Linked DNA regions of Mus musculus: regions 1, 2, 3 and 5 are each linked to region 4. A link is a loop called in an ENCODE intact Hi-C map of the cell type or tissue named here. Cell type or tissue: left cerebral cortex. All regions are shown on one strand. Each heading gives the region's core, and the rest is flanking DNA. Links, peaks and the distances in the headings are about the cores only. Region 1 overlaps Klf12 (Kruppel-like factor 12). Region 2 has its middle 42 kb from the start of Gm34199. Region 3 overlaps Klf12 (Kruppel-like factor 12). Region 4 overlaps Gm34199 (a long non-coding RNA gene). Region 5 overlaps Klf12 (Kruppel-like factor 12).

Evidence for each region. Peaks named below come from ENCODE experiments on the same cell type or tissue, not always from the same donor. Only the 100,000 strongest peaks of a DNase experiment are listed, where the experiment ranks them.
Region 1: a loop joins it to region 4, with 3 times the contacts of the local background. A loop is called at or near these places in 12 of 42 quality-filtered maps.
Region 2: a loop joins it to region 4, with 2.0 times the contacts of the local background. A loop is called at or near these places in 2 of 42 quality-filtered maps.
Region 3: it touches region 4 in a loop (1.9-fold over the local background); 9 of 42 quality-filtered maps call a loop at or near these places.
Region 5: it touches region 4 in a loop (2.1-fold over the local background); 12 of 42 quality-filtered maps call a loop at or near these places.

The regions. Positions count from the first base shown.
Region 1 is chr14:99,929,063-99,935,619 of GRCm38, forward strand. All of the region lies in intron 5 of Klf12 (Kruppel-like factor 12), which reads right to left. Among named protein-coding and RNA genes, the nearest start is that of Gm22970, 160 kb to the left of the region's middle. In left cerebral cortex, for the core only: a CTCF peak has its summit at 3,011 (motif pointing right); a DNase peak (open chromatin) is centred at 3,025.
Region 2 is chr14:100,372,006-100,378,562 of GRCm38, forward strand. No RefSeq gene overlaps it. Among named protein-coding and RNA genes, the nearest start is that of Gm34199, 42 kb to the right of the region's middle. In left cerebral cortex, for the core only: no CTCF peak of the experiment used is centred there; a DNase peak (open chromatin) is centred at 3,108; H3K4me3 peaks cover 497 bases.
Region 3 is chr14:100,006,884-100,013,440 of GRCm38, forward strand. The region is part of intron 3 of Klf12 (Kruppel-like factor 12); the gene reads right to left. Among named protein-coding and RNA genes, the nearest start is that of Klf12, 140 kb to the right of the region's middle. In left cerebral cortex, for the core only: a CTCF peak has its summit at 3,078 (motif pointing right); a DNase peak (open chromatin) is centred at 3,095.
Region 4 is chr14:100,454,892-100,461,448 of GRCm38, forward strand. It overlaps Gm34199 (a long non-coding RNA gene), which reads left to right. Exons shown (of 6, transcript XR_003951137.1): 4 at 924-1,116; 5 at 2,296-2,491. Among named protein-coding and RNA genes, the nearest start is that of Gm26367, 40 kb to the left of the region's middle. In left cerebral cortex, for the core only: a CTCF peak has its summit at 3,463 (motif pointing left); DNase peaks (open chromatin) are centred at 2,411, 3,562, 4,415 and 5,074; H3K4me3 peaks cover 1,047 bases; H3K27ac peaks cover 1,693 bases.
Region 5 is chr14:99,944,856-99,951,412 of GRCm38, forward strand. All of the region lies in intron 4 of Klf12 (Kruppel-like factor 12), which reads right to left. Among named protein-coding and RNA genes, the nearest start is that of Gm22970, 170 kb to the left of the region's middle. In left cerebral cortex, for the core only: a CTCF peak has its summit at 3,098; a DNase peak (open chromatin) is centred at 2,964.

The DNA of each region.
Region 1 (6,557 bases), core at 681-5,680, 530 kb before region 4:
AATTTAATTTTGAGTCCCTCTGAAAGCTCAGAGAGAAGCCCTCTCCTTTCATGCGATGGTATCTGAAGATGAGATCTTCAGAAGACTAGGTTGAGAAGAGGCGTGGACTAAGGGTTAACATCCTTTCAAGTAAAGGAAGAAAGATTGCAGCTCCCCTTTGTTCTCTTCACTTGGGGAAATTACCAATAGAAAGTGGCCTGCTGCCCGCCACGAAGGAACTCATTCCTTGATTTGGACTCCCAGCCTCCAGACCTGGGAGAAGACAATCCCTGGGGTTTAAGGTGCCTGGTCTATAGGATTTGGCTATGGCTGGTGGAATTTTAATCTGCGGAGCTCCAGCATAAAAGATATTCTTGTTATACTTTCCTGCAGTGGAAATGGTTGTAAAGAGATTGCAGGTTTGCTTCAGCAGCAGATGGGACTTGAACTGGCCTCCCTTGAGTTCAAAGCCTGCTCTCCAACTTCCGTGTCGTTCAGTTGTTCTTCGTATGTATTCAAAACCGGGTCAGTTTTAAAGGAATTAAAATAATTACTGGAGAATACAATCTACGTTTATTGCTTTCAGAGGCCACATCTCCCTCTGTGGCCAATGATAACACTAGACTTTCTTGGGCAGCCACTTCCTGTAAACTGTCTTCAATGCTTTGGCCCTTTCAGTGCTTCAGGTTTGTGGGGACACGGCCTGCTGTGATCTTGCGCTCTAGCCTCTTAGTTCTTGGAACTATAAATGATTTAAGTCTTTACCCCAAAGATTGACACTCTTCTCGGTGCTGTTTAAAATTCTGTAGCTGTTGAATAAGCTAATAGACTAAAGAGCAAAGTTATCTAAGCGCCTGTTCAAGCTAAAATGGCATGCACATTATTCCTATTAAACCTTGGATCCAGCACTGAAGTTATGTTTCACATCCAGAGTTGCAATGTCTGAGGGTTATTTGTGCTTTGGAAAGGCATCACAGTAACAACTACAAGGTCAATTTTCAAATCCATTAATATAAGCCACAAATAAACCCGTTCAATGAATATACTCAAAGGACACAGATTTGTTTTGTTTTGTTTTGCTTTGTTTTTTTAAAGCCACACAACACTCATTCAGTGGGAGAACCTTCTGCGTCAGACTAATTACAATCACAAGGAGATAGGAAAAGCAAGCTTGTATTAATCAAGCCGGTTTTCCCTCTGCCATGGAGAACTGGCTGGCAGAGCAAAAGCAGAGAGATAGAGCTCCCTCGCAAGCCCACTGAGGAAACCCCGGATCCAGTGGAGAAAGGATGGTCTCCAAAGGCAGGTGGAGGCGAGGAGTGCAGTTAGAACATCTCGAGATAGTATGTGGCTCGTGGAAATGAGGAACAAAGAGAAATGTGGCAAAGTTTGTATTGTTAAAGCATTATAAAGAAGGTTTACTTAAGAGAAAAAAAAATGAAAAAGACAATGCCGCAGAGCCATGTTTTACCGACTTGCCTCATAAGGCTTATGAAGTCCTCTCCTACAAAGTCCCCTTCGTTCAGCATCGGATTATCCCTATAAATTAAATAGGCAAGAGCAGGAAGGACTCAATGTTGTCTCTGCATCTCTTAATTAGGGAGCGACAGAGCAGGTGTTGCGCGTGAGCTTCAGAACTACACGTCTGTTTCACACACACACACACACACACACACACACACACACACACACACACACACTTCAAAGGTTTTGTCCAGCACAGTAGTTACAAACAGGCAAGAAACAGAGACGATGGTTTGACGTTTAGAGATGGTTAACAGGAGGCAACCCCTCCCTGCTCCCCAGATCTGAGCTCTTCTGCTCTTCTTGAAGTATGCTTCAAGAGATGGGAAATGGTCACCAAAAAATGGAAAGAAAAAAAAAAATCACCATAGTTAGAAGAAAGATGTGCTGATCCTGAGTTTGATTTGTTCTGCAAACTTGGACAAATCTTTCAAAACTTCCTGAGCTTCCCACTAACAAGGCGAAAGTACCGAAACGGATATAGTGGCTTTAGTGATCAGTGTGGCCGGAGCCTGCTGTGGCATGTTCCGCTACTGAATGTGGCTGAAATTTAGGGTCCAGGAAGATGAGAAAGTTCACAGGAAGGAAAATGGGCAAGTGCTTGTGCATGATGCGCAGGGCCTCAAACATCTGGGAAAGGACTCGTGTGCAATGGTAAGGGCTCTGTGCATGATGCGCAGGGCTTCAAACATCTGGGAAAGGACTCGTGTGCAATGGTAAGGACTCTGGACTTCCAAATTCTTGCCAAAACAGCTAAGCTAGGAACCCAGGAGTAATTCCACTGGCCTTTGGCAGTGATCACTAGGCATGGTGAAAGACCCTCTATTGAGGGATGCCAGTGAGGAGCTTAAAGGAGTGCATCCAGCTAGGGATGGTGAGGGCATGCGGAAGGAGGAGGAGGCAAGAAACATGTAGCTCCGGGGTCAATCCAGGCATCTGGTATGCTCTTGGATGCAATTGCATCTTTCTCCAAAATGCTAGGATTATAGGCAGTTACCAGGTTTTTACATGATTCAGGTGAGGCTCAGGGTCCTCTCCTCTTGCCCGTCTTCCCAGGACTCCAACCACATAGCTTGCCCCTGCCTCCTGCCCTGTTTTAGGAAAAAAGTAAAATTGCACGAGCCACACAATTTGATGAGAAGTGGGGCATCCCTAGTGGAAATTTTAGGATAACATTGGAAAAAAGGTAGCCCAGAGTATGGAAAAGACATTACCCACTAGCTTGCAAATGGCTCACAAATGTGCTGTGGAGGACGAAGACTTTCAGAGAGTTAGAACTAACTGCAGGAACAGAAAGAAATAAGGCTGAAGAGAACAAAAATGAAACACACAAAAACAAAAACCCCGAGCCACTACAATCTTATTGAGCATTCAAGGCCCAGTTTTAATGGAGGCTAGAAGGCCAAATGAGTCCATTCCTGTTTAGAGGTGGAGATGATGTCCCTAGATTGCATTTTGGTTTTAGGATTGTATGACATCAACCATTTACAGCTCTCAGCGACACCCACTTCCACCTCTAGGTGGCAGCAACTCTCTTCTGTTCTGAACATGGTTTCCTCCGGCCTTTGTTTCTGTTCTCCATGGTAATTCCATACTTCCTTGTCTTTCACAAATAAATACCATGCAGGTTGGGGAAGATTACTGTAAATTACTTCCACCGAAGGACATCAGTCCACTCTTAAGTTAAGCTACAGGGCTTTGTAAACTTCACAAAATAATTCAGGTCTAAAAGTGAAAAATAACAGGAGTGAGTTTGCTTGTCTCTTGCATTCCCACATAAAGTAGTATTTTTCTTTACAGATGTTTAAGGAAATGATTAGAGGAATGGGCAAAACCTATGGAAATAAAGGGATTTTGCAAGAATATTAACATCACCCTATGGGTGAATAAAGTCATGGCTTTTTTTTTTTTTTCAGACTGTTAAGTAGATATTCTGATATATAAATGTTCTCCGTATTTTTGTAGCTCAGGAGAGCAGTTCCAGTGTCCACACAGTGACAAGGACACAGAGCACTGCTCTTCTGGGCAAACTGAAGCAAATTCTGCATCACTCCCTACAAGTTCCCTTTTCATCCAGCTGTGGCACAAACCCTTTCTAGAACATATATGTACTGATTGTATTGAACCACACCTTAAACCTCCCTATAGGCTCAGGATTCTACATTGTTTCGGAGACACCTGAAGCAAACTGTAGCCTCGTCAGGGTCTGTGATGAGTACTAGGCACGCCAACGAATCACCAGGGCGGTAGGAAGGAACCTTTTATAACGAAGACCAAATGGGATGGTTACTAAAGACCTAGGCTTATAAAGCGTTTTCCTTCAGGATGCCCCAGTGAGGAGTAGGATTTCCTAAGCACCTTGCTAAAACTGCAACAGTTTGGGCCTGACATTCTTCGATTGACGTGAGACAAATACAGTGATGCAGGAGTTCAAAGGCAGATGTACAACAGAACGCAAGCTTCTGGCCACACACTCTGGGCATCTCCCAGGAAGCTCTGCTGTCCTCTGCCCATTTTTAGTATCAACACAACGTGTGTTTTCCATATAGACAGGTTATTTTTGATTATGTGATTCAATGTCCGATGAGGATAGAGGGATGCGGTGGTTAGAATGAAACGTTGGGCACTCCGTGGGAAAGGCTCTGTGTGTTTTCTGCCTTAGCATCCTTGGGTTCTGGCTATTGAATAACAGGGTAGCACTCGAGAAAGTCACTTTCTCTAGCTACTGTTAAAAGTACATCTTGGTATCATCAGAAAGATGAGAAACTACAGCCTCCCAGGGAAATCATTCAAGGTTCCTAACTCTGACAGTTTCTTTCCCCCTTTGAACAGAAGAGAAAACTGAAGGTGGCCAGCCTGCGACGAGTGCTCTCCACGGCTTTGCCACTAAAGCCTCCTTGTCTTTCAGGAAACCACAACTCCGTTTCTTCCCTCTTCCTCTCCTTCTGAAATAGCCTTAGTCCTGTCAACACCCAGGCCCTTCCTCCTTAGCCCAGGGCTAGATACAGCCCAGTCTGAAGTCCATCATAAGGACCTGTCTTCCCTTACGCTGAGTGTGAGGGCCAGTGTTGGGCTGGGCTCCTCTGGGTCAGAGCTGCCTGCTAAGTCCTTCCGCTGCACCTGGCCTGTTGCTCTGAGTCAGGGGTTCTGCTTCTGCTTTATCTTCTTTTACACCCTATCCGCTTCTAGAGTCCCCATGTTCCTTGGTTTATGGCAGTCTGAGTCACTTAGTTGCCTTTACTTCTAACTGGAGACTCCCATCTGATAAAGGGCGCTTATTTAGGTGAATGGAAACTTAGAGACAACGGCTTCCCCCGAATATCCCGTGCATTCCAGCAGAATGGGCAGAGGATTCCAGCAGAATGGATAGAGAATTCTAGGAGAATGGACAAAGGATTCCAGGAGAATGGATAGAGGATTCCACAGAATGGATAGAGGATTCCAGGAGAATGGGCAGTGGGTTCCAGCAGAATGGATAGAGAATTCTAGGAGAATGGACAAAGGATTCCAGGAGAATGGATAGAGGATTCCAGGAGAATGGGCAGTGGATTCCAGCAGAGCAGGCAGCTAATTAGCTGTGAATATATATAGTGAGGACCAACGATACTGTGTTGTTGTAGATATTTTGATAAATACATCATCTATTGCCCTTTTTCAGATAGTAAAAGATACATATTATTAGGATGTTTTGCTATGCCAAGACATGTAATAGTTAGTTTTAGGTAAATAATCAAGAAACTTTATAAAGACCAGCGGTCAGATAAAACCGTCATTAATAATTTGAAAGTACTAAACGCTTGATTACTTGGCTGTCTTGTGTCCACAGAGACTCCTCTGTGCATGCGAAAACTGGGAGTGGGGGTAGATGTAGATCAGGACAAAATTATAGTCCATGGAACGTCCCTACTGGTAGGCCTTTTGGAGTTATTACTGCACGCACCGTTCCCAGCATCTTCATAGATATAGTGAGAGTTTTGATTGGCTTCCCATTGTAGTTGTTCTTCTCTCAAATACTTATATGGAACATAGCTCGTTCTCTTTCTCTCTGTCTGTCTGTCTGTCTGTCTGTCTGTCTGTCTCTGTCTGTCTGTCTCTCTCTTTCTCTCTCTCTCTCTCCCTCCCTCTCATTTGCAATGACCAAATTTATGGTAAAAGAGCAGGTATCTCAATCGTCTGTCATGGTGCACACCTGTAATACCAGGACTTGACCAGAGGAAGATATAGATTTCAGTGTAGCCTTAGCTACGTGAGATATATGCTAGCCTGGGCTACACAAGACCCCTCCTCACACCCCTAACCAAAAGAGCAGTCAATGGTACTGTTATATGGAACACATACATATTTTCATATTGGAACACACTATTTTCTGCAATGCATATATTAATAACTCCATTTGTTCAGATTTCATACAGTATCTTTTATTTTAAACTTTACTATCTGAGCAGGTTTCGAAGGGAAAGCAGCCTGACAGAGGATAAACATGTGATGTCATTTCAAATTCAGTAAGCAACAGGACTTGTAGGTAGCTTTTCTATGTGGAGTTTAAATACTCAATGCGGTATCAAATGTACCCCACAAATAACAATTATATGAAGAGTCAACAAACACTAGAACTAAGCAAATTATTTTAGAGCATAAATTAACGTCCTTGTTAGTGTGAGAATGATGTATTATCTTGATAGTCTGATACCTGTTAGTCCTATACCTTGACAGTCCTATACCTATGCTGGCTGCCGCAGTGAACAGAAGCCATGAACCAACAAGAACTATTGTCCTACGTGTCCGGACAGCAGGTCTGCAGTGTAATGTTTATATACCGTTCTGAGCTAAAGGCTAATGAAAGCAAAACATCACACTTGTAACAGAAAAAGCAAATTCTCAGACTTGGTGACCCCCCATGGCTCAACATGATCTTATAGCCCCAATTCTCATATAATTAAGAAAATAACTACAGAAAATAACCTAGCTTAATTCCTTTCCCACACCATTTTTATTGTGGTGAAAGAGATATTAGAGATATTCAGCTGACATCAGCAGGAACAGAACCAACTTGC
Region 2 (6,557 bases), core at 1,100-6,099, 83 kb before region 4:
ACTGGTTGAGAAAAATTCTAATTTTAAGGCACCATCAGATATGAAACCGTGTTGGAGATTCTATTTTGTGTGTGAATCTGGTTGTGACTTGGACGAGTCAGAGACCCCAGCTTCTGGGTAGGATTCTGGGAGTCTGAGGTTGGTTGGATAATTGTACACTGTTGCATGCTGTGGAGTTTGGGGACCACTTAAGGAGGTGTAGTGTGTTGCTATCAGCTGGTGTCTATTTTACTGCCTTTATTGGAAATTGCAATCTTCTGTATAAAGAATTGTCTGTAAAGTCAGGATAAGTCACTATGCCAATCCTAATGTAAATCATAACACATGCACTGATTCAGAGAGTGACCTCAGAGTTATCTTTCTATCTACTTTTATTTCTGTGTTGTATTTGGAAAATGAACTTCTCATCATGTTAACAGGTTTGTGTGTTTGTATTTGTGTATATGTGTTGAATGAGAATACCCTCCCTAGAGGCACCTATGTTTGAATGCTTAGTCTTTAGTTGGTGGAACTGTTTGGGAAGGATTAAGAGGTGTGGCCATGTTTGGAGGAGGTGTGTCACTAGGGGGTGTGCTTTGATATTTCAGTCCATGCCATTTCTAGTCAGCTCTTTTTCTGCTTTGGCTTTTGTGTTAAGATTTAATCTCTCATTGATCGTCTCAGCACCATACCTGCCTGCCTTCATGCTTCCCACCATGATGGCCATGGATCCACCCTCTGAAGCCACAGTATTTCTTCTGTAAGTTGCCTTGGTCCGAGTGTCTCATAAGAACAATTGATAAGCAGCTAAAACAACATGTGTCCTTATTCATACTTTTAATCTGTAGATAGTCTAAGCAGTTTTATTTGTTTTTGTCCAGTGGTCACTTTCACTAGTTGGAGGGCAAACTCCCTAAACACACAGACTCACAGAAAATCCACTTATACTTCTCTAACTATAGTTTGATGATTTAAACCAACTGCATTCTGATAAGAATAACAAGCCAACCTCTGCTGCAGCAAAAATGGGCTCAGGTGGAGTTCCTTGTGACTGATCTGGGGACAGCATGAAAAAGAGTCTGTCCTCCCAGGACCACTGAAGTCTTTACTCTTTCCCTGGACTGTCTGAAGAAGCAGACAGAATGAAGCCAGATTGTGAGATATGCAGCCAGGCACACGGGCATTTAAATGTGTTAACATTTTTTGTTACTCAAGTATATAAAGAGAAAAAGGTATGTGTTACAATGGCGGTATTTAGCTCAAAATATGAACATATGAGACTTGGTGACCACATAAAGCTGAATAAGGAATTCTTTTTTTCTGATGTTCTAGGATGCAGAGAAAGGACTGGGCGCTTTCTTCATTATTTATTAAAACAAAGCAAAGCAAAGCAAAGCAAAGCAAAGCAAAACAAAACAATACCTAGACTCAGAGGAAACAAAACACACGGTCACTGGAGATCCTTCCTGGGCAGAAAAGCCGAGGAAAGGCTTAGTTGAATTTTAAGGCTTCAGGAAAGTTCAGTGTAGATTCTAAAGAGAAAGCTCTTCACCCGATTGTAGGGAACGTATGATTATAATAAGGAAGGAAAACTGCTAACTACCAACTCTGTTGCTGGTAATTAATAGCTTGCAAATGAGGTAAATTCAGTCTCCAGCTGTCTCCCCTTGGTAATCTCTGATATTGTGTTACAATTATGGATATGACAGCTAAATCAAATTCCCTCTCTTTTGTTCTTCCCTTTCTACTTTGTATGTGCATGTGTGTATATTGTGTGTGCATATGTATGCAGGTGCACATATGTTTGCACGACTTGGCCAGAGGACAACCTCAGATGTTATCCTCGGGAAAACTGTTCACTTACTCCGAGATTGGTTTTACCATCAGCCTGGAGCTCAAAGTTAAGCTGGGCTGGCAGGCTAACAAGCTGCAGAGATTCCTCTGTGGCCACTTCCCCCGTGCTGGAATTATAAGCACGAGCTGCTGTATCTGGCACTTTTTATAAGAATATATATTATTTGTGTGTGTGTGTGTGTGTGTGTGTGTGTGTGTGTGTGTGTGTGTGTGTATACCCTTGTGCTGGGACTTCAGGGGCCAGGAGAGTCTTGGATCCTTTGGAGCTTGACTCACAAACAGTTATAGGTCACTCTACATTGGGTGCTGGGGACTAAACTCAGATCCTCTGAAAGTGCACAGATGCTCTTTATTCTGTATCATCTCTACAACATCACAACCAGACTTTTCAGAGGGCTCCATGGATCAAACTCAAGTATTCATTCTTGTAAAGTAAACACTTCACTCAGAGATTCATCCTGGCCTTGCTTTCTGTCTCTGACCATAAAACATTTCATTAATGCAGACTACAATTTTTTTACCATTTGGCCTGACCAGGATTCAATCTAGGGATGGAGTTTTCAAGGAAACAAACAAGCAAACAAACAAATGTTTTAATTACTTATTTATTACAGGCCCCTTCATATGTAGCATGGAGTAAAAAAAATTTTTTTACAATAGCTGGTTCGTAGAATGTTCTTTGTAACACTGACTACAATAATTAACTCTCTCTCTTTTTGTTTTGTTTTTTTTTTGTTGTTGTTGTTGTTGTTTTTGTTTTTCAAGACAGGGTTTCTCTGTGTAGCCCTGGCTGTCCTAGAACTCACTTTGTAGACCAGTCTGGCCTCGAACTCAGAAATTCGCCTGTCTCTGCCTCAATAATTAACTCTTATGTGTCTTTAAAGGCACCCTTTAAAGGTAGCTTTGTGCAACTTTGGCTATGTTCCTTATAGAAACATTGACTTTTTCTAGAGGCTTTGGGCTTCTTGAATATGTTTAAACATTATTAAACAATAGACTCCTTCGGTTTCCAACAATGACCTCAGGCTCCCGTTCTGCACGTTCCGGACAACGGCTCGTGAGTGGCTCATTTGTCTCTGGCTACTCTGGTCTTTTCCTTCTCCTCATTTCTTTGTGTTGCTATTCACTCACAGGAATTGGGTAATCTGTACAAATTATCCCTTCCATTCACTGATCCCAGGGATACGCGCTGCATTGCTAATTCTCTCCCAAGCAAAATGAAAAGGGTTGACTCTGGGATGAGAATGAATGAGGCTCCAGCGAGACTTGGCAGTGCGAGCCGTGCTGCGCTTTTCTTGCAGACAGCCTGCTCACCACGCACGGGATTATGGACAACCCAACAAAACACCGCCCAGCACACTGACAATTTATTTAATCCTCAGCATTAGAACAAAACCCAGAGCAGTTATGACTTACAAGCCAGTCTGCAAGTTTCTAAACGTTTGGCATCTGTCTTCTCTCCAGTAATATACTAATTAGCACTTTTGTTCTCCTTCACTTGCATTATCTAAGTCAGGCACAGCGTGGCACATGAGACAGGCAAACATAATAGTCCTCATTCCTTCAGGACAGAAATCGAAGGTCACATACGTGGCAGAAGGAGGAGTCCATCCATCCTCAGATCAAGTGACAGCCCATTCATTTTTCAAACCACTAGGGCATATGCTGATTCGATTGCTCCCTCTTTGTTTTACCATCGTCTCCTAAACCAGCACAAAGCTCTTACCACCTGTAAGACGATGGAGACAGACAGAGAATACAAGTCCTATGATGCTACACCCTGAAGAGGCAAAATGTAAACCTTCTTCAAATGTAAAAGTGACCCCTGTACATCCTTTAAAAAGACTTTGGTTAATCACTAAATTAAAATGTGTGGTCATGTGTGTGCCTGTGTGTGCATGTGTGTATGTGTGTATGCATGTGTGTGTGCGCACATGTGTATGAGTGTGAGTGTGTGAGTGTGTGTGTGTGTGTTTGTGTATGTGTGTGTGTATTTAAGAACTGAATCCAAGGCTTTATGCATTCTAGGCTAGCACTGAGCTAAAAAGTTCTGCCTGGGAATTGGATTTTTCTTTTATAAACAGATTCTCTTTATATATTTTAGAGTGTTTGAGCCTATTAGCCTGGGGTTACTGCTGTGAGTGAGCCACAGCCTGCCCAGATATTTTTGAAGTTTTATTGTTTTGTTTAAAATATTTGGGATGGGATGAAGAAGAGGGGGAAGGGGGGAAGGAGGAGGAGGGGGAGAAGGAGGAGGAGGGGGGAGAAGGAGGAGGAGGAAGAGGGTGGAAGAGGAGGAGGAGGAGGAAAAGGAGAAGAAGAAGGAGAAGGAGGAGAAGGAGAAGAAGAGGAGGAAGAGGAAGAGGAAGAGGAAGAAGAAGAAGAAGAAGAAGAAGAAGAAGAAGAAGAAGAAGAAGAAGAAGAAGAAGAAGAAGAAGAAGAAGAAGAAAGAAGAAGAAAGAAGAAAGAAGAAAGAAGAAAGAAGAAGAAAGTTATACCTAAGTTCATAGAAGTTAATTTTATTTTTGGTATCATGAATCTTCACAAATTCAAGATCATCATTTATTAGTTCAATAGGTGTGCAATACTGGAATAATGTTTTTATATTAATAATGAGAGCATTCCAAATTCATTTACCAGAATCAAACACATTGAAGAGATTATCTCTTCTCTATGAAACCTGCCTAAACTCTGCTTTTGAAATCCTGAGACAGAACTGACCCTCAAACCTTTTAACATGACCTTAACCATATGCAATTCAGCCTGTTACAATTTGATGTCTTAGGGATTTGAACTTTTGGTGGCCAATCTATTACTAATTATATGTAATTAAAGAAAGAAAAACAGAATACCACAAAATTGAAAGCATATGTTCTTTTAAAAGCATACTCATAATTTAGTTTGAGAATTTTGCTACTATTAGTGTTTCATAGTGTTACTTCAATGCTAAAGAAATTGTGTATTCATGTGTTGAAAGGCAGATTCACACCCCTTAAACCCAGGAGATAAGATTTGCTGCCTCTACTTTCATGTTATGTTTTGTAATCAGAACATTTCTTGAATGTTTAAATGATACATTTCAATGTAATACGAATGTCTGTTAGAATCCAGGAAACAGATGGCATTAAAAAGCCTACAGGAACTGGGTATTGTGGCACACACTTGGAAACCCAGCACTCAGAAGGCTGAGGCAGCAAGGTCATGGATTTGAAGTCAGCCTGTGCTATACAAGTTAACAGTTAGCAAGGCTACATAGCAAGACCTTGTCTCCAAACAAACACAAAATAAAACCAGATAGACACATGTTTGAACAGCAGGGTTGAGTACATATTCTTGTGTGACATGTTCAAGCAATGGGTGTGATGTCTGAAGTGGAAACTTAATGGTACTTTGAAATCTTGGTTGGATAGTATTCTGCTGGGGCAAACACGTGAAGGATCACGTCGTTAAAGTGGACATGGGTGAAAGGGTAAGGTAGAGTCATGAAGGGAATGTTTTTCTGAAGTAGACACAGGAGAGAGGATGCTCTGCTAAAGCAAGAACATGAAAGGACACATATGAAGGATTCTTTGCTAATGATACATAATGTATTGTTCCACCTTATACTTTGTAGTTGAGCTGCAGATGTTGGGAGGCCATAGAGAGAAACACACCAATAAACTTATGGTGGTATGCTGCAATTTGTGGACTCCATGGAGTGATGGAGACAGAGCTAGCTGTGCAATACAGTGGAGAACTTCTCCTGGTGTCCCTCCGGATCCTTCCTGCTAACTTGAGCGAAAGCTGAGGCCTGGCTGTCTCTGCTAGGTCATGCCACCTCTGTTGCTAACACCACTCTACTGAATTGGACTGTTGGTGTATCCGTGAAGTGTTTGTGAGTGGGTCAAGCTGCTGCTGCCTGCTAACCTATGAACTGAACTGCTGATTTCCAGACAACACAGACAGAAGATGCTCTAAAGAACCTTTCTAAACAATTCCACTTCCCCCATTATTCTTTTTTCCCACTACCTCTGGTGGGTGGTGGGCTACAAGTGAGGTTAAAGTATTTAAGGACCATCATTAAAAATAGGATTTGAGAAAATGAAAGTTACAGATGTTTAGGATTGAAAGTAAATAAAAAATATATGTAATGCTTAGAGAGAGGAAGCAGAGATCTCCTGTGGACTGGGAATGACAGAAGTCAACGCACTATTGATTTTTTCAGTGGCCTGAGTACTGTGAGAGGGGAGAAGATAATCCAAAGATTTCAAGAATGAGAGGTGAATACAGAAAAAAAGATAATATCTCAATCCAATTACACACAATCATGAGTGACTTAGCAATATACAGGTTTTGTGTCAATTAGAAATATTTATGAAATAATCTTCATACCTAAGGAACTTAAAGTCTTATCACTTAGGCAAACATATTAAAGCTCTTTTCCAGTCAGCAATAATGACTCAAAGCTTGTTGGTATTCCACAGATGCCAGCCAGAACCTGCTCTTCCTGGTGTCAACTCCCATCTGTAAACCACAGTCAGAGCCACTTAATTTCTTTCCTATGACATGTGAATTTCCTAGGTTAACCCTGGGGGCCAAAGACCCAATCCTCTTTACTTTTTCAATTAAAAAGTTGTCATTTTGCTTAATGAGCTTAACAATGTCCTGTCTCACCATGATTGTTAGAAACAGTGGCCTAGCAACTCCGGGTTTCCAATTTTCCCTTCCTACCAATCACAGCAGCA
Region 3 (6,557 bases), core at 519-5,518, 450 kb before region 4:
ACAATTCATCAATCCCTTGTTACTAGTGGCCATTACTTCATAGGCTGTTAAGACACTCTTATCAAGTAACATCTCCAAGGACAATAGCCGGCGGGACCCTATTTCATCCCATCCAGAAATTCCCTGGTTTGGTGAATCAAGTAGTTTCTTTGATGATAATGTTGACATCCTCTCTGCTCTCCGTCATCTGCCCTAGTGTCCCTACAGATAAAAGTCACTTCCCTAATCTGTGCGCTGGCTTCAAACAAAGTAAAAAGAATAGAACCTGAGCAGGCTGGTAATTCAAAAATCTGTAGATATATACATACTTATTGTAAGGAAACCTACAGAAAGTGAAGTGCAATCATTTCTGTGCCTATTGGGAAAACCAAAAAAAAAAAAAAAAATCTATTGAGGAAATGTTTCAGAGAGCACAGGTCATAAAAATAAGGGTGGTAAAATACACCTTTCACTTCCTCTCCTTCACCATTTTTATTTATTATGTTCAGTGTAGGCACAGCCAAAACTTATAGTCACATAGAGTATACGAAATAAATCTAAGCGGAGTTAAAAGCCTTCGGAGCAGTGGTGAGCTCAGGTCTTTGCTGAGGGTATAGACAGCACATATGTTGTGCACCTACCATACGCAGCATCTCATGGGAAAACACATCAGATCAGACACCACAACAGCATCACACTATGCTGGGCACACGTCCTCCGTTCTGCATCTGCCGGCCATGCTTTTCCTGCTCTGACATACTCCTACCTACTCTGGTAGCGGAATTGTATGTTTCTTCAACTTTCACCTCAACTGTCCCCTCGTCTCCCTTCATTAGAACATTATGACTTCCTCCAGAGTAACGTCCTTTGAGGATTTATGAGTGAGGGCCCTAGACGGTTTCCTCTGTCTGAAAGGTCCCTGTGTTTATAGACGATTGATTTCTAGCATTTACTTCTGGCAGAGACCACAGCAGAGATGATTAGAGGAGCCTTTAGATTAGCACAGAGGAGACAAAAAAAAATGCAATCAAGGAACTGACAATGCCTTCTAAACACAGAAAGGTTCAAGACAATTCCCACAAAGCGGTCTAAGATTTGAGCTTTCTTTTGCTTAATACACCTTTAAGGCCAGGGAGCTGAAACGGGAAACCAAATCTTCCTTTTATGGCTGCAACAAATGAGCCAGCCACGGTAAATACATCATTGATTCTTTCTCACAAAGAGATACTTAAATGCAGGGTGCAAGTAAGAGGACCATTTTCCCTTCGACTTAAGGTTTGTTAAAGTAAATTTATGTTTTCAGCATGCACTGCAAACATGGAAAAACGGATTGTACCTTCATCAGTCTTTAAATCAAAACAGCTTGCTATCTGGTAACGACAGGCGTAGCGGTCGATTTATTTCATAAAACTTTATGTACAAAGAGACAGTGTCTATGAACTTAATGGAGAGAATATTGAGTCTGGAAGGGTAATTTTTATTACAGTTTATAGTGGGATTATCCATACTCCACAGTTTCCAGATTTTACGGTTGCACAGTGTTGATGAGGTTAGCCGCAGTGCAGGGTCAAGGGGTGGCGGGGAGGCACACATAATTTCTTATACTGGGAAATACGACTAGCATAACTATTTAATATATTATATAAGACACATTGCTGATTCTAATTAATTATCCAGGTCCAATCAAAGTCCTCTTTATCATATGTTCACAGGTAAAATATTTTACAATATATTACAAAAGCATAAGAAAGGACTGACTATAATGACCATACAGCACAGTGTTTTCATTATGACCCTTTGAGAACCTCAAGAATGCTTCTCGCTCACAGGAGTTCAACTCCAGAAACCATTAACATCCACGCTGTGTCAATTGTCTAAAATGTAATTCAAATACTATTTCTGAAGAGTAAGCACTGTGAGATTAAGGAAACTCAAGGACAGTGCAGAAACAATATATACTCAGGAACCCAGAGACTCCAGATGGTTCACTGGAATAAGTAGTACTAGACCCGAGGAAGGAGGGTAGGCATGGATTCTGACAATACTCAGATAAGGCCGGGAGAAACCCAGAGAAGGAGTTATGGAAAGAGAAATACGGTTGAGGAGGCTTTTCAAGTTGGTTGGTACCTCCACAGAAAGGGAGTCACTGAATGCATTCAATAATGGAAAGTCTTTTTGATTTTTGTTTTGTTTTGTTTTGTTTTGTTTTGTTTTGTTTTGTTTTGTTTTGTTTTGTTTCCTGAGCTTATCAAACTTACAGCCTATCTCCCCAAAGACACGACTATTTATTTTTATTTTATTCTCTCTATGATGACGATTTCTTTGCTCGGGGGTGTGAAACTTGCTAATAGCATACAAGTTGGTACACATGTGCTTTGACTTAGTGAAAAAAAAATTAAGCCATCCCTTTAAAATGTGAAGCGATGAAACAAAGGACATTTTAATTTTACTAAGAAGAGTAAAGATAACAATGTATAGGACAGAAAAATGGGGGAAACATGCAGAAGGCACGTCTTTTCCTTTTGAACCAAATTAAATAATGCCTTTCACATACTAGAACTCTTAAACATAATATATACATAGAAGACATATCATATATAATGTATATAAAATATATATTTAGCATTAAGTTTGAGTTCTCTAAATAGCCATCTATTTTTAAATCTCTGCCCCCCCCCCCCTTTCTCCTCGAGACAGGGTTTCTCTGTGTAGCCCTGGCTGTCCTGGAACTCACTTTGTAGACCAGGCTGGCCTTGAACTCAGAAATCCCCCTGCCTCTGCCTGCCAAGTGCTGGGATTAAAGGCGTGCGCCACCACTGCCCCACTTGTCTTTTTGTTTGTTTGTTTTTTAATTTAGTGAGGGCGTGGTTCAGATAGGGTCTCATGTATCTCATGAACTTTGACTCCTCCCTCCACTTCCCTAAGTTCCATTTCTAGAATTATAGGTGAACACCATCAAGCTAAGATTTTCTCAGAAGAGATTCACTGCACCTTGTTTTGACTCCGAGCTGGCAAAACCATGGACCATCCTAGGAAAAGGGTCTGATACGCAGTAGCCTTCAATCTCCCTGTGTACGATTTGTACTATTCCACCACTAGGTGGCAGCACAAAGACTCCAGTCCTCAAGGTAAATCTCAACTCCTTAAGACTTCTGGGACAAAAGATTTGGTGAGATATGCAACAGAAAGAAAACTCGAGCCTTGGGGAGGAATAGTGTGGGAGCCAGGCATGATGGGCCAGGCCTGCAGTCTCAGTTCTCAGAATGTGGAAGCAGGAGGTTCAGGAGTTCAGGGCCTGCCTCTGCTTCATAAGTGTACATGTATATGTATGTGTATATATGTGTATATGTATATATATATGTATATATATATATATATATATATATATATAAAATTCATGAAGAATATTATATACACACACATATATATAAAACACACACACATATACATTGTACACATATTTATATAACTGTGTGTATATATATATATACACACACTTTATATATAACATGTTATATATTATATAATATTTATTATATTATATATTATATGTTATATATTATATGATATGTGTTATATATTATATGATATGTGTTATATATATGTATATATATACTAGTGTGTATGTATGTATGTATATATTATACATACACATATACACACACTCACTCTGAGGCCAGCCTATGCTACATGAGACCCTGTCCCATGTAGTAGAAATTGTTAAAAATCCCCACACACACACTTTTTAAGTTTTGACAATTACTAGGAGTCACCCCTCATCTACTCTTCTAACTGCCAGCCTGACTACCTCTCCAGTGCTGTACCCCAGATACTTGCTGTTTCTCCTGGCCATGTGCTCATCGTTTTTCTCCCCTCGTTTTGTAACTAAAGAAGTAGCCGAAGCCACATGTAATGGCCTTCTTGCCCAGGCAGAGCAGGCAGACAAGAAGGGAAATCAAAGGCTTCAGGCAGGGGGATGATCCTTGAGGAATTTGGACTGTGTTTGATCAGAGTCATCACCTCTGCAGCAAAAGCAAAACGTGACCCCCGTGCTATGTACTGCTTGCACTAAAGACTGAACGGAACTCTAAAGAAAAGTTAAGTTGCTGGTACACTTGAACTTTTAGAAGATGGTTTAAGCATTTCTGTATTTTAATCGAGCTCTTGTTTTAAGATATCTAAAAGAGAAATTTTAAATGCAGAAATTAGTACATTTAAAATAGTAGTTAATTCTTCCTATGTCCCTTCTAAATTCTTTTTCTTTAAATTTTTTTATTTTATTGTAACACACACACACACACACACACACACATTTAATTTGCTTGGGTTTCTTAAGAATTAGATATTCTGTCCTTCTGATTCTATTGACAAAGAACATTCATAAATTATTGTATATCATTTATAATGTACAGTGTTGTATGACTTTGTTCAGTAGAAAAGCCCAAAATACCATGGGTAGACCCATACTTTGGCTACAGATCCAGAACATTCACAGGTGGAATGTCCCCATAGTCAGATTCTTAATGAAACATATTTAAGAAACATTTTGTTTAGAAAAACACCATCCTTTAAAATATTAAAAGAAAAATTAAATAAAAAGCTGATTGCTTTTTAGGGTGGATTCTGGAACGCTATCTTTGTCTCCTTGGGAGTATCAGAAGAAGAAACAATCCTCATCACACTTTTTCAGATATAAACATTGTATTTTCTTTAAAGAAAACAAAATATTAAGGGATAGTAACTTTGAAAGGAAGGGCACTGTGTCTCTGACCAGAAATGGCTAGCATGGTCTGCGATGTCTTCATTTTCTTTAAAGGAAGTTTTGCAGGTTTGGGATCGAGAGGACCATGAGGAGGGAAAGAGGAGAAAGAAGCTACCATGGAATAAAAGAGGAACATGCAGGAGCGGATAAAGGAGAACACATGATGGGTCAGCTGAGCCATAAAAATGTGGCCCTGAGGGCTGCTCACTCAGAGTGAAGAGCAACCCAGGTGGAACATAAAATAAGTAATAATTTGGGATTATTGATATGCTATACATTCTATCAGCATGGAGGGTAGGCAGCTGCCCGGTTATTGTGCTGCTTAAGGCATACTGTAAATATGAAGGTTGTGAGTGTGTCTTTCTTCCAGGAGCTGAATAACTAAGGGTGGGGTAGAAACCATCTGACACAATCTTTTAATAATTTCTTCTATAGTCCCACTCCCAAACTCAATCCCAAATGGATAGGATAGCAAAAAAACAGATGGAGGTAAAGACAATTAAGAGAAAGAGAAATTAGAGAAAACATCCCAAGGAGTTGCTTTCAAACCCTGGTACCATAGTAAAAGGCCTGCCATTGTGACCATTTCAGCCTGACTCAGCGCGCATGCGCACACGCACACACACATAAACACACACACACACACACACACACACACATGCGCACACTAACACACAAGCACACATTGAAGCTGATGTCCCAATACCACATTGCTTGTGCATGTAAATAAGTTAAATCAACACATTTCATGGATTAATATGTTTGATTGCTGTTCTCAGATTTGCTTTTAACCTATTCCATTTTTATTTCACTTCTGTAAAATATCTAATTTTCAGTTGATTTCAACTGTCCCCAGCAGGAAAAGTTCACAACATGAAAAATACTGTATTGACAAATCATAAAGTGACATGTTAGAATTTTGTTTCTTTTTAAATGAACTTTCCTTGCTGGTAGTGAAGGATGTTGCTGCCACGTGAGTGGCATACAAAACATTTATTTTATATATGAGCTAATATCTAGGAGATTAAAAGGAGATGAAGCCATCTGATTATCAAAACCATAATTGGCCATTGATCAAAATAACATTCACCCCACAGAAAGGTTCCTGGAGAAAGAATCAAGTATGTGATCATTGCTTAGTAAATTACTACCATTTCCTTCACTAATAGATAGACTGGTATCAATTACATTTTTTTCCCTAAAGAATACAATTAAAATATCACTTAATCAATTTCCCGTTAAGAACAGAAAACATAATGAAAGAGCTTAGACAATAGTAGCATAGCTTGGAAAAGGAAGAGAATTATTAAGGGAACGAGAAAAGGGGAGGCGCAGAGTGTACAGCCAGACAGTTGTCAATTATTCAGAAGCCAATTTACAGCATCATTTCTGGTGATTCTTGGAGCATGAACATCTCTTGAATAGTATAGTCTCCCTTCTCAAATTTGTTCATTCAAGGCCTTATATGTCACTGAGTAAATTATTTGCTAGACACATGTCTATTTGCCCAATAAGTAGATATTTCTTGCAATGAGTGGAGATCCCAAATATCAAAATCGTTCACTATATAACTAAAACATCTGATGTGGAAATGGGTTTCTTCTAGTGCATAGCACTACTAGTGCTACATTAAATAAGATTATATTTAGAAGTATCCTCTCAAGTGGGGGAAATTAAAAATTGATTGCCTACTAGCTCATATTCTAACTGCCAGAGAAAACGCATCAGGTGGGCGCAAAATAAAGAGTCCACCCGAGTGCTCTATTACTATAACGAGACATTCTAGGCAGAAATCTATTTAAACATGAATTAGAAC
Region 4 (6,557 bases), core at 1,094-6,093:
TCTGTCTATGATCTTGTATGATCTTTATTTAAAAGTAAATATCTCTACTTTTCATTTGATTTTTTTATTTTAATATTTTTATTTTAGTGATTGTCTTGTTGAGTATATGTGTATGAATGCATATACCATGGCCCAGTCCTGGTCTTAATTCCTTCAACCATATGGACCCTGGGCATCAACTCAGGTTGTCAGGTTAGTGGTGTTGTGCTTTACAAAAAGAAAAGAGAAGCCAGAGATATGTTTGGTGGAGGCTCAGGATGGGGGAAAGGGTGCCTCTGCGGGCCCATGCTGAGGCATCCCTTCCCCCTGAGGGACCAGCCATGAGAAAGTGAGAGAGAGAGAGAGAGAGAGAGAGAGAGAGAGAGAGAGAGACAGAGAGAGAGAGAGACAGAGAGAGACAGAGAGACAGAGAGACAGAGAGACAGAGAGACAGAGAGTAGAGGATTAGAGGCCTGCCATGAGCACGTGAAGAGAGAGGGGGCGGGGAATGGGAAGAGAGGGGGAAGAGGCTAAGGGCCAAGAGTAAAAGAAGAGAGCAAGTGAGTGAGGAGGGGGCAAGCAGCCTCTTTTATAGTGGTTGCTGCTAGGTAACTGTGGGGCGGAGCCTAGACAATGTGAACAAGGGGTTGACTCCTTTCCGCTCCTGTTGATTTGTCTCCTCAGCTTTAGCTTCACGTTTTATGTTCTCAGCTCACCAAGCTTGCATAGACCCTGGAATCCCACCATTATGCCTAATGCCAGATAAAAGTAGAGGTTCAGCAAATCTTTTATATAAACACAGAAACAATCTTGGCTATAATGTTCCTCAAAAGTTATCATTCAGGAGCTCTTGGACAAGCCTCCATTCTTGAAGAATAAACATGAGATGCTGTTTGTAGAACACAGGATGCCTCGGATGCTTACAAAGTTGTCTCATTCTCCAGGTGATCCTTTTCGAAACGCAGAGCCCAGATCACATGGAAGGCAACTAGAGCAGCATATATAGAGGCTTCCTGGACTCTCACTCTCGCTTGGCTGGGCCCTGTGGCTCCTGATTCATTCCTCCCCTAGGGAGAGGCACAGTAATCCTGAAGACTGTAGAAGATAGCAGCTTTGAGGATGAGGGTGATTCTTGAGGTAGGAGCATCATTGGAGGAAGTACAGAAAAGGGGTTTCTGCACAGCTCCCCTGTTCTCAGATCTCAAATGTACTTGGAAGCCCTTAGAGTATAACTAGAATATGTCATAGACTTATGATGATATTGTGATTTAGTCAACATCCCCTATTCCATTTGACAGTAGAAATATATTTATTTTCACTCATTGAATACGGTCTTTTGGGTAGGTCTGTGCTTTCTGAAATGAGAGTCAATAAATTCCAAGGGCACAACCATGAGATTAGAGGGTTATGCACATTTCTCTCGACTCACATAATTTCTCTCTATATGGCAAAGTACAAGGAGTTCCATATAATTCATGGGGCTCACGGTTTTTCTTGTGGGAATGTAAAATTTACTTGAACCACTTACTTTTTAAGAGATGAAATGGATATAGTTAGACCTACCTGGTGTGTTTTTTGTCTTTGTTTTTATTTTTATTTTTTTTACTCTGTGGAAAGTTGGCTTCCTGTTAATTGCATGCACGGTCTCAAAGCTCTTTACAGAATCTTTCATAAGTGATATTAATAGTAATGGTAGATTTTTTATTAATAATGCATAATAACAATAGCTCTCATTAAAACAACATCAGTTAAGTGATTAGAGAAATGGTTGGAGTTGTGGTTAGAGAATGGGCCTGCAGACATCAGTCCTGCTGAAGTCATTTATTTTTTCCTTATCAAATAGAGACAACTATAATGAGCGATTAAAAGCTTAATAAAATTCTGCCCTAATTGCATAACTGCAGACTGGGGGTTTTGTTTGTGGGAATGTCCTTGGTGGTATCTTATGATGAGGTTTCCCCAGGAGAAAGAACAGAAAACAAAGCATCCTTTGCAAGTGCTCTTAAGTGAGTCATGGTTTTCTCATTGCTTCCTGTACTACAGTTACCATCAGGAGTGGAAAGGAGCAGGTGTCTGGCTTTCAGTCCCAGCTTTGTTATACACTTCCAGCTGACCATATAACAATGGCTTTGACGCTTGGCTTCTTAACCGTTGTCAGTCAAGGATTCCATTGACTTAGTAGATAATTTCACTAACCAGTGTTCTACCAGGTGCCCTCTGAGCGCACCCTGCACCCTGGCCATTTCCACCTTTGTCCAGAGGCTCTCATTTCCTGGGTTTTTACTCTGCCTCTCTTCTGCTTCTGCATCTTCACAGGCACAGGAAGGCCACCTATGGCCATACAAGCTTAGAATCCTGCCACTCCAACTACTTCTCTGCCAGCTCTTTCTACTCGCCCCCAGACAACCAAGGATAAGCAAGATGAATGAGCTCATCTTAAGAAGCTGAATGCTGGGGAAGCCAGGCCAGCTCTTGATGCTTCCTTTCCGGTTCCTTTCCACGCTATATACAAGTATGTCCTAAAGTAGGAATGAAGCAATGTCTTCAGTATGGATGTTAAACCTCTACAATGATCAATGCAAGGTAGAGGGCCACTATGTGCAACAATGTAAGAAAAGTCTGGTAGAAAGTCTACTGAAGTCATGATGAAAATGGTAAACACTGGACTCTCAGGAAGACAAAGCAAAGTTGAGAGCAGTAAAAGTATTCAGGGAGTCTTCTGAAGATCTAAACCTTAACTCTTAGGGAAGAAAGTGTGTGTGTGTGTGTGTGTGTGTGTGTGTGTGTGTATGTGTGTGTGTGTGTGTTTGAGTGTGTGTGTGTGTGAGATAGAGAGAGAGAGAGAGAGAGAAAAGTGTGTATGTGTGTAATATTTATAACTTATATGTATATGTGTTATATATGTTTATACATATAGTCACATTTTCTAGATGTATAACTTAGAAAGTTAATAATATCAACACAGTTTTCTAAAAAGTGAAATTCAGACTTCATATAGCTTTGTCAAAAAAAAGAAGTATTAAGCAATGATAAAATATGAGCTGACTTAATTTATACTGAGGCTCTCAGGAAATTTGTAGTTTCTGAGTGCGATCTTAACCCCGACAAAGTCAGCATCTATGTGTTTAGGCAGGAGGCTGACCTAGTCTGGAAGCATCAGAATAAATAATACCTCATTGTATTTGCTTTGGCTTGCCATGAGTATTTCCCCACTCCTGGACTCCATGAACTTTGCTGAGTTTTCTATTCCTGACTTCTGGTATTTGGAATGGAGACTCATAAATGGAGATAAGAGCCTTGAAATTATGGTCCAGAATCTCTTCCTCTGCAGGCAAGCTTTAGCTTTCATTTCTAATTTCCCTTAGAAGGAGAACACACATATTGTCTCTCAAAATTATTTGAAAGGAAGCTTCATTAATCACTACGTGGCCACTTCTTAGCCTTAGTCCCAAAGGTCTGGTAAGCTTTAAATCCCTAGTGACACCTGCTGGGCAGACCTCTGCTCCTGCTGCACCCTTCCCTCAACCTGCCTCTTCCACACAAAACTGCTGGCCAGGAGGTGGGGGGCCCATTGCTGCCTCCTCAGTGTCCAGCCAGTCTGCTCTCATGCAGGTGACCCTCGCCCGTGTAGCCTATTCTCACGGTTCCTGAGTTCCTCTGCCTAGGCCCCAGGAATCAAACAAGAAGCTACCAAAGCAAGGCATGGAAAAGAGTGCTGGGGTGAGAAGGGAGGGAGAAGGAGAGGGAGAGGGAGAAAGGGAAAGGAGGCAGAGACACTGACAGAGAAATGGAAAGACAGAGAGAGACAGAGAAAATTTCAACATTCGGCAACCCCCCCCCCCCCCCAGCCCTAAGTTACTAAACTGCTTCTTTGTCTGTAAACTCTGGGGTGAACGATGCCATTCAGCCGTATGTTTTGTTCAAGCACAAACCAAATTATGCTATACTTGCGTATATCTGAACATATTGGTTTATCTTACATAGAGTTTAATTGATGCAAACTTGAACTTCAGTGTGTTAGATTTTCAGGGAAAACACCATCCTGCAATTCAGAGCGTTATGTTTTTCTTTGAACAAAGAGGAAAAAAAAAAAAGGAAAAAGGCAATTAAAACCCTGCTTTCTTTACTTCATCCACACTCTCCAACCACTACAGAAATCCTGTTTAACCTCTTGGAGTGTGACCTCTTCTGTCCTTTCCTGTCCAATGGCAAAATTTCCCTCTGAGCCAACATCTGCATCCTTGGACAGATGTACTTGTGTGCAAAGTCCATGTTAGCTGATCAAGCGTGGCTTTGTTTGCACTTATTCATTGCTCACCCAGCACTGTGTAAGTGGTTTTGCATATTAACTAAGTGCACAGTAACCTTTCTTTACCTCCTTAGAGCTCCACCCCCTCCCACCCGCCGGGGGAAATCAACACTGTTACTCGCCTAGGAAGCTGCCAAGAGGTTGTCATGGCAACCGTTCAGCTTTCAGCAGCTACTTTTCTGGTTTGAAGGGGAGGGGAGAGGAGAGGGGAAAAAAAGCACCATCCACCCAACACACTGAGGAGAACTAGGCAGTTTTCTGATCAGAGTTCAGATAAAGAAAGTCACAGTAATTTGTGGCCACTGACTAAAATAACCCCGGGGATGGGAGAGTTACCACATAAGAAGCAAACTAAAAAGGTAAGCGCAAGAAAAAGGCAGTAATTAAGTTATTCGGTGGTGGTCACAATATGAAGTATTTCGGATTTTGTCAGCCCATGTCATCTAAGATGTTATCTCATGAGTCTTTTTTTTTTCATCCCGAGCCAAACAAAGATGATTTTTTTTATGGGATTCCAAACGTCAGGGAGGCAGCGCAGGAGGGTAAGCCAGCCCCAGAGGGGGATGCTCACATCTGAAAGTCATTTCCCCAAAACTTCATTTAACCCAGGAACAATGCGGCTCTCAGGCACCAGGAGCTGGAACCAGGTGCAGTGCCAGGTCAAAAGGCAGCCTCCGGAGCTCCTCTCAGTGGGGGTGGCTGGCTAGGTGTGCCCAGAAATGGTCTGATTTCAAAGGAAGGTCTGGGTAGGGCTAGACAGGAAAGGGGCAGAGTCAAGAAATGAAAGTTAAGAAACCTAATGCCCGTGGGTATAGAGGCACCCAAAGCTCTGCTAATCTGTCTAGACTCCTGTATTGTCAGAAGAAAGTAGCTCAACATGACTCTTGGTGGCAGTGAGCTGCAGGGTGTGGCAGGAAGGGGCTCTGAGCACTAGAGTGGAAGGACTTGGAACCTGTGTCGCATCCTTTTTGTTCCCCTGTCTGGCTGTCTGATTGTCCGCCTGTCTGTCCATCTGTCCATCTGTCTGTCTGTAGCACCTACTTTCCACTGGCCAACAAATTTCCCAGCATCCTCAGTATTCAACCTTCTATATTATTGAGCCCCTTTAAGAAACAACATAGGAACACGTTTTGCCGTAGTCGTCAGCACACAAGCTACTTTCTGAATCTTGGATGTGTTCTTCAGAACCCAGCCGCAGCTACAGCATCCAGATACATTTAAAGGAGCTAATAATAACATGGAAACAAAATAAAATAAAATAAATTGAATAAAAGAAAATAAACATAGATGGGGCTGGGTTGTGAGTAAATAAAAATATACCCCAACCACCAGTGCTGTTTCTAACACGTGTTTTCTTTAATATTTTACTCGATTTTTATTATCTTTTTTTAATGAGTCTTCATGGACTGTACTCTCGGGTTCCAGCACCGGTTAAAGGAGGTATCCTTCAGTACCGCTGTAAGGTTATCATCCCTTTCACTAAATGATGGTAGGGAACTTTTGGCATGAGCCAACTTGTGCTCTGACCTGAAATCCAACTCCCTTTGCCAAACTTCCTGTCTCTGTGGTGTTGCTCACTTGCATTTCGGATTTGACTTTGACAAGCAGAGAAGAGTTGAGGGTAAGGAAAGAGGTGGTGGGCAAGGCCGTGAAAGAGATGTCTATAAACACTGAAGACATACCATGGCTGAAGCCAATATTCTTCAAGGTGGAGTTCAGAAGTACATGATGACAGACCTTCAAAGATCACAAGGAACAAGAAGACAGGAGTGTGATGAGGCCCAAATAAAAAGGACCAGGACCTATAACCATTTATTCTGGCCAAACTGCAAAGTTCTTGAGACTAAGAAGGGCCACTGATAAGATCAAGAACCTTGCCTTGATGCTGGACTTTTTTCCTGCAAAGCTGAGGGAAAGTTCTAAGAGCGAAAGGCAGAGCAGAGCCTCCCCTATGTCACGAATGTAGCTAGAGGCCCCGGCTTACATAACTGTCACAGGATACAGAATGACAGTCCCTCAGCCTACAGTAAATGTGATTAAATTATCTCATCAGACCCGTTCTCCTGAGGATTTCTACAATTTCAGAAAACCATCTGTTAATGTGACCTGTCTGCTAGACCCCCACACAGCGCAGGACAGAGACATTTGTATTCAAAGACATTGCTCCCTCCAGTGATCCGTTGGAGGCCTACCAAGTTTAGTCTCTGCAGCCAGTTGAGGACAGGAATGAGACATGGGGAAATAACAGGGCAGGAACGAGATCGAGCAA
Region 5 (6,557 bases), core at 585-5,584, 510 kb before region 4:
GCTCTGCTCTTCAGTGCCTCCAGGAGGCGACACGAATGACTGGCAGTAAGAGGTGGCATGTGGAGTCTCGGTCCTAGACACAAGCTATGAAGCACTGATGAGTTTCTGGGGGTGGGGACACTATCTCACCCACATACTGTGCGGCCACTTATGACATCAAGGAGAACTGACACAAAGAAATGTGGGGTGCAGACTGTCTAGCCGCCTTTCCTGGGATTAACCCAAAGCGTTGCCAGCTAGCAACAGTGCATTCTAAGGCAAGTCACAATATCTACCCAGATCTCAGTATCCGCATCTGTCCAAGGGACATTGTTACAGTTATGGGAAACACACAGAGGACCACAGCCTCGAGCGTTTGTAAGAGGACTGAAACAATCCCATTGTCTAGTCACCTAGTGTCCCATGTCCCTATGATATTGCTGTAAGCAAAACTACAGTGCTGCCAGTGACATCAATGTCTATCACATACAACCATGCTCAGTGCATACCATGACATCTGATAGTGATGCTCAATGCACAGCGAATAACATCTAATTGCGATTCTTACTGTCCACACCACTGATTTATGTATGAATTATACTGTTAAAGTTACTTTAGAGTATATGACTGCTACTTGTGCTTAGAACAAACAAACAAACAAACAAACAATTTAAATGCTTTTATCCGTACTGGGTTTGAACGCAGGATCTAACAGACATGCTCTTCAAGTACCCTACCACTAAGGTACCACCCAGCTCCACTGAAGCACATAGCACCATGCAACTAAAGTCTCCTTTACTAAGTCTCCTGCCCATAGACATCCATACCACCCCTGTTTTCCAATCTGGTGTTAATTTTCAACCTTCACATCCCACACTATCGTAATTTGTCACTCTTCTCTCGGCAGCTCTCTTGTCTCAAAAAGTGTGGACCATCTTCTAAGCTTTTCTGCTTCTCTTTGGCTTGGCCTTTCAGCCACAAGTGTGTTTAGGGTTCACTTTATGTCCTTTTTCTCTCCCCATGTTGATGCTTATTCTGTTATTAACTGAAAACATTTCGAACATGGCTCCCCTCGCCATCTTACCACCTACATAATAATCAGAACAGCCATTTCTTACTGGGTTTCCTTCTGCCAATTTGTCACCCTTTGATCACATCATGTCACCTGATCACATTTCCAAAGAGCTAGCTGTCCATGTGGCATGAAACCTAAGCATAAAAGTAAGCAATTACCTGAGAGTCTCTCAGCTGATCTTTCCAATGTCTCCCCTAGCATACAAGTCTTAGATGGAATCAGTGTGCCATGCTTTTTTCTAACTTATCTTTTATGGTATGAGTGCCTTCCAGTCCACAATTCCTGGTGATGGATAAGAAAAGAGATTACCTACTTCCAACCCTTACTTTGTCCCTTTCAGGCCTCAATCAGACCAGGGTTTCTCAGTCCTATGCTGTCTCTGTGGGGACAGGAACAAAGGAGGCATCTCAAGAAATAGCACTATGACACACAAGGCTGTCCCATGTAAGAGAGATGGCTTTCTATTGACAAAAGCAGGATAAACTTCACACACCAAGGTTATCAGAAAACCAAATAGACAATCCAACAGCAATAACAACAACAAACCCACTGTCTCTCTGGCTCTCAGGCTCTGTGTCAGGACATTGCATCCTACTGAAAGAGTCAGAATAAACTACTTCACAGACCAAGGAAAGTTTCTATAGGACATCACTCTTCTAGCATCATTAGGTATTTAATAACTCAGAAATTAGCACACATAAATACTTGCTATTGCATTGTCTGATTCCTCTATTATGTATAAGCCAACACCTTTACCTACAAACTACGCAAATGGCCCCAGAGTCCTTTTAAGTATTCACTTTACTGCAAAATAATTCACTTGTCAAGGACTTAGAAATAAACCCACAGTTATTATTAAGTATCAGCATGTTTTTATGCAAAACATATGAAAGATAATTTAGAAATAATCATTGGCTTTGCTTTTTCTTAGACTCAAAGCATCAGGAACAAGTTCTCATGAGTATTCAGGCTAGTCCAGATGGTATGTTAATAGATACATGCTACACCTGGACAAATAAAGAGGATGCAAGCATTAAGTGAAGTGATTTACGAGCATTACAAATGCCATATATCAAAGTGTATGAGTCATATCATAAGTAGGTGTTTCATGTGTTGGTGTGAGTCCATGGTTTATGCTGTCAACCGTCTAAGCAAAAGAAGAAATTTTACACACATACACACCACTTTCTCTAGTTAGTATAAAGAACAGTTGATTCCATTTTGATACTATTATCCATATATATGTTGTCAACATGTTAACATATTTTTTAATCTTTCTTTTAGAGCCTTTTTTGACATCCTCTCCTATGTGAAGGCATCAATATTTTTAGAGGCATGGAGTGAAATTAAACAGCATATGGAATTCATGTTATGATCATTGCCTTCCACATTTACTGTAACACTTATCCTGATGCAGCAGGCATTCAGAGACTTTACATTAAAGTGTGTTAAAAAGTATAGCCTGGGCTGGAGAGATAGAAAACTCAACCAAGGACCTGTCTGTCATAAAAGCACGGGGGCCTGAGTTCGGCTCTCCAGAACCCAGGAAGAACCTGGCTGTGGAAGCATGCTCAGAGAACCTTAGCACTGAGTCACCTCAAGAAGACCGTGAATGGAAGCTGTGAGTTGAACAATGTGGTCTTGTCCAATGGTGAGAAAGAACTAGGATGTGAAGATGACATTAGAATGTAGATGCTCCGGTGGATGTCTAAGGAGACAGGAGCAAGGGCAGGAGGACAATACCAACATTTCTTCTATTGTGTGGCTCTCTTATCTCTTCTATGTAGCCAACTTGGATGGGATGCCACTTACTCATATTTCAATGTAAACTATTACTTGAGTATTTCCCCATCCCAGGCAGTGCCTTAGGCCTCCGATGTGCTGTAGATCCCTGCATGCTGTGGCAGTGACTGTATCAGATGTAGGAGGCGCTCTTGGTTTTGACAGATCTTCTGGTTTCAGGCTGCCTGTCCTACAGAGTCAGGGCACAGAGACAAAGGCCCACACAATGCCTTGTGCTGAGCAGTGGCAGGTACAGTTAAACCACCAGGGGGACATATGAATAGAACTATGAAGTAGACATGGAAATTTCCTAGTGAGAGAGAAGAGGGAAATTTTAAAGGATACATTTTGCAGTTAAGGAAAAGGAAAAAGGAATTCTAGAGACATAGAAATGCACTGTAGGATGGAAAAGTAACAAAGAAGACTATCTATAAGCTGGGGGAGAGACCTGGAGGAAAGGAGCTGACAGGCCTAGGCAGGGGACTAAGGGTCTTATGTAGTATGCTAAATATTTGACTTAAATGAATTAGAGGACAGCTACCAAAGGATTTGGTCATTAGATTTGGTACAATCATGCCTATAAACTAGAAAGCATCGACTTGGCTGTGGTGCACAGGATGGCCTGAGGGGAATGGGTGACTCATGAAGAGCATTTGGAAGCGACAGTCATAATGTCCTAGGCGGCCCAGGGGAATGGTGGTGGGCAGGAGGAAGTGAGAGGAGGATGGATTTATAATAAAATAGGATTAACACCAGGTGTGCTGGTTCACACTTGTAATCACAGTTCACGGTCGAGAAGGTAGTATGTGAGCTTGAGACCAGGCTGGGGTTAAGAATAACTTGAACTATATATGGAGATATGTCTTGAAAATATAAAACATTGAAATGTACTTACCCAGTTATGCAAGACTCTGGGATAGATCCTTAATACAATAAACTCACTTAAAAACAAGTAAATAAAATATACACACACACAATTTGCTCACTCAAAATCAACAAAACCAATGACAAAGAAAGAGATGGAAACCATGCTAAGTAACTGTGTATCCATTATAACCTGTGTGTGGAAGTGTGGAACAGGCTAGTGTGATGTGGTTTATCAGAGTATGGAGCAAATGATTGTGAGCTTGTGATGTTTGTAAAACTCTGAGGACACAGGGCTAATGCAATGCTAGCAGATAGTCCATCGATCCATGTGGCTACTCTGCTAACTCCACTGTAAACACCACCACATGGTGTGTATGTGAGGTTTAGTCAGGGTGTGCAAGGTATCAAAATGAGGACTGCACTGCCTGGGTCCTGTGTGGAACTTGCTCAAAGTAGCCTCTACATGATTTCATGAATATGATGGAATGTGAAAGAAGATCCCGTCTTCTTCCTCCAGTTGAGACCGGGAAGGGCAAAGTCAGGGATGCCTGCTTCGTCTGAGTATCCTCTACAGCATCACATCATTGCCTGGGCAGCTGCAACTAGAGAGAGATGTTGCTCCATACTTTCAATAAAACCTTGTGTAACTCCCCCCACCTTCACCGCCACACAGAGCATTCTGTAAGATTTGATACAAGTTCAAATGAGGTATGGTACAGTAAGAAAATTAAGGTAAGAATATATAAGAAAGACCTAAGAGTCTGAGGTAAATGAAAGAAGCTGATACATACCATAAAGACTTCCAGACTTAATGAAATGTGCCTAGGGATGAGACAGAGTGCTTGCCATGCACGCATCAAGCTAAATCACAATCCCCATTGCCTAGGTAGAAAATCAAGATTGCATGTTTCTGTTATTCTGGTACTCCTACAGAGAGGAGAGAGGCAGAGACAAGAGAAGCCCTGGAAGTTCATTGACAGCTAGCATGGTGTATGCAGCAACCAGCAACTAAAAGAAACCCTGCCCCAAAGAAGGTGGAAGATAAAGGCTGGACCTCAAGACATTATGGACACATGAGTCTCTCAAGATTGATGCTTCAGTACTTAACTCTGTTGTCTCACAGGACGTCAGGCCCAACACCAAGAACACTAGAAGATGACATCCACATGGCCCTTATTAGAACCCATCCAAGCCAACCCAAGAAAGAATAGAACCTTGAGCATAAATGGGACCAACATCAGTTCTGTCATTGAATACAGAAACCCAGGAGAGATCGAGGGAACACCTGTTACTATTCCTCACCTGCAGGTCTACGTGTCCTTGTGAGACCTCTGTCATCCTAACCCTCATTTTCATAGTTAACTCATGATATTAAGAAGTACTTCCTGCAAACCTCCCGGTCAACTCTATGAGCAGAGTGACTTTAAAAACAATTATATATAATTTCTTTTGTAATTTGAGATTATAATTATATCATTTCACCCTTCCTTTTCCTCTCTTAAAATCCTCCCATATACACATCCTTGCTCTCTTTCAAACTCATGGTCTCTTTATAAACTAATTGCTCTTCTATCCATATACAGCAGACATGTATTTTCCTAAATATATAAATACAATCTGCTCAGTCAGTATAATGTGATGTACATGCATATGTTTTTGGAGCTGACTATTTTGTGTGGAATAAGCAACTGGTGTGCTCTTGCCTAGGAAAGACTGCATCTCTTGCTCTCAGCCTTCCTAGTTGCCTGTGTAGGGCTGAAGTCTTGTGAGCTTTCCTCTTTGCCCCTTAACTTGTCTCCAGGGTTATCCTTGTTCAGTTCATGTCTAGGCAGTCATGCTGTTAAGTACTAGGAGACACAATCTCCTAGCATCCTCTTTTGTATTTCTCTGGCTCTTAGGATCTTTCTTCCCTCTCTTTCACAGTAAATCCTTAGCCTTAAGTACAGGTGTTGTATTTTAGATAGATCAGCTGGAAATAGGATCTACAGCTCTGCATTTTGATTGGTTGTGGCTTTCTGTAATGGTCTCTGTTGCAAGGAGAAGTTTCCTTGATGAGGGGTATGGAGTATAGTTACCTGTCTGTGGACCTTTTCCATCCTTCCTTCCTTCCTTCCTTCCTTCCTTCCTTCCTTCCTTCCTTCCTTCCTTCCCTCTTCCCCTCCCCCCTCCCCCTCCACATCCCCCTCCCCCTCTCCCTCTCCCTCTCTCTCTTCAATTAGTGACTTCTAGTGAAACAGACCCAAGTATTAACCTTGCCTAAATGTCTGTTCGGGTCCTTATCCATCTGTCCAGCTTTCTCTTCTATAATATGTTCCCCCTTTCTGATCCACTCGCTCTGGCCACGCTTTTCCTTATCCTCACTCCAGCGCCTCTGCACACTGTGCCTCCTGCTCAGCTCCTTGCTTTACCCATTTTTATTCGCCCCTAGCTTTCTGAGGACATCAGTGCTCCTGACCACTCAGCTCTTCTGACCAACTAGCCTTGTGTCTTCCCAACTCCTCCCACCAGATGCTATCGAAATGTCACAGATCCCCACCAGCCTCATCCTTCATGACATCCGTGCATGTGATCATCTATAGATGCAACTCTTTGATGAAAAGGAGAACTATTTTTCCTTCGCTCATACTGCTCACGCAGCACCACACCCAGTTCTAGAATGTTAAGTATTTATCTCCAAAGGAAAATAAACATGGGAACTCATAATGACTGCCTTTCCATTTTTCTATTTCTTGCAATAATCTTGAAAAAAATAAGCCAACATGATTGCTAGTATGTATATGTGTGTATAAGCATATGCAAATATATGCATATGTACATGGTATATAAAAAACAAGGTGGACGAGAAGGTGAATGA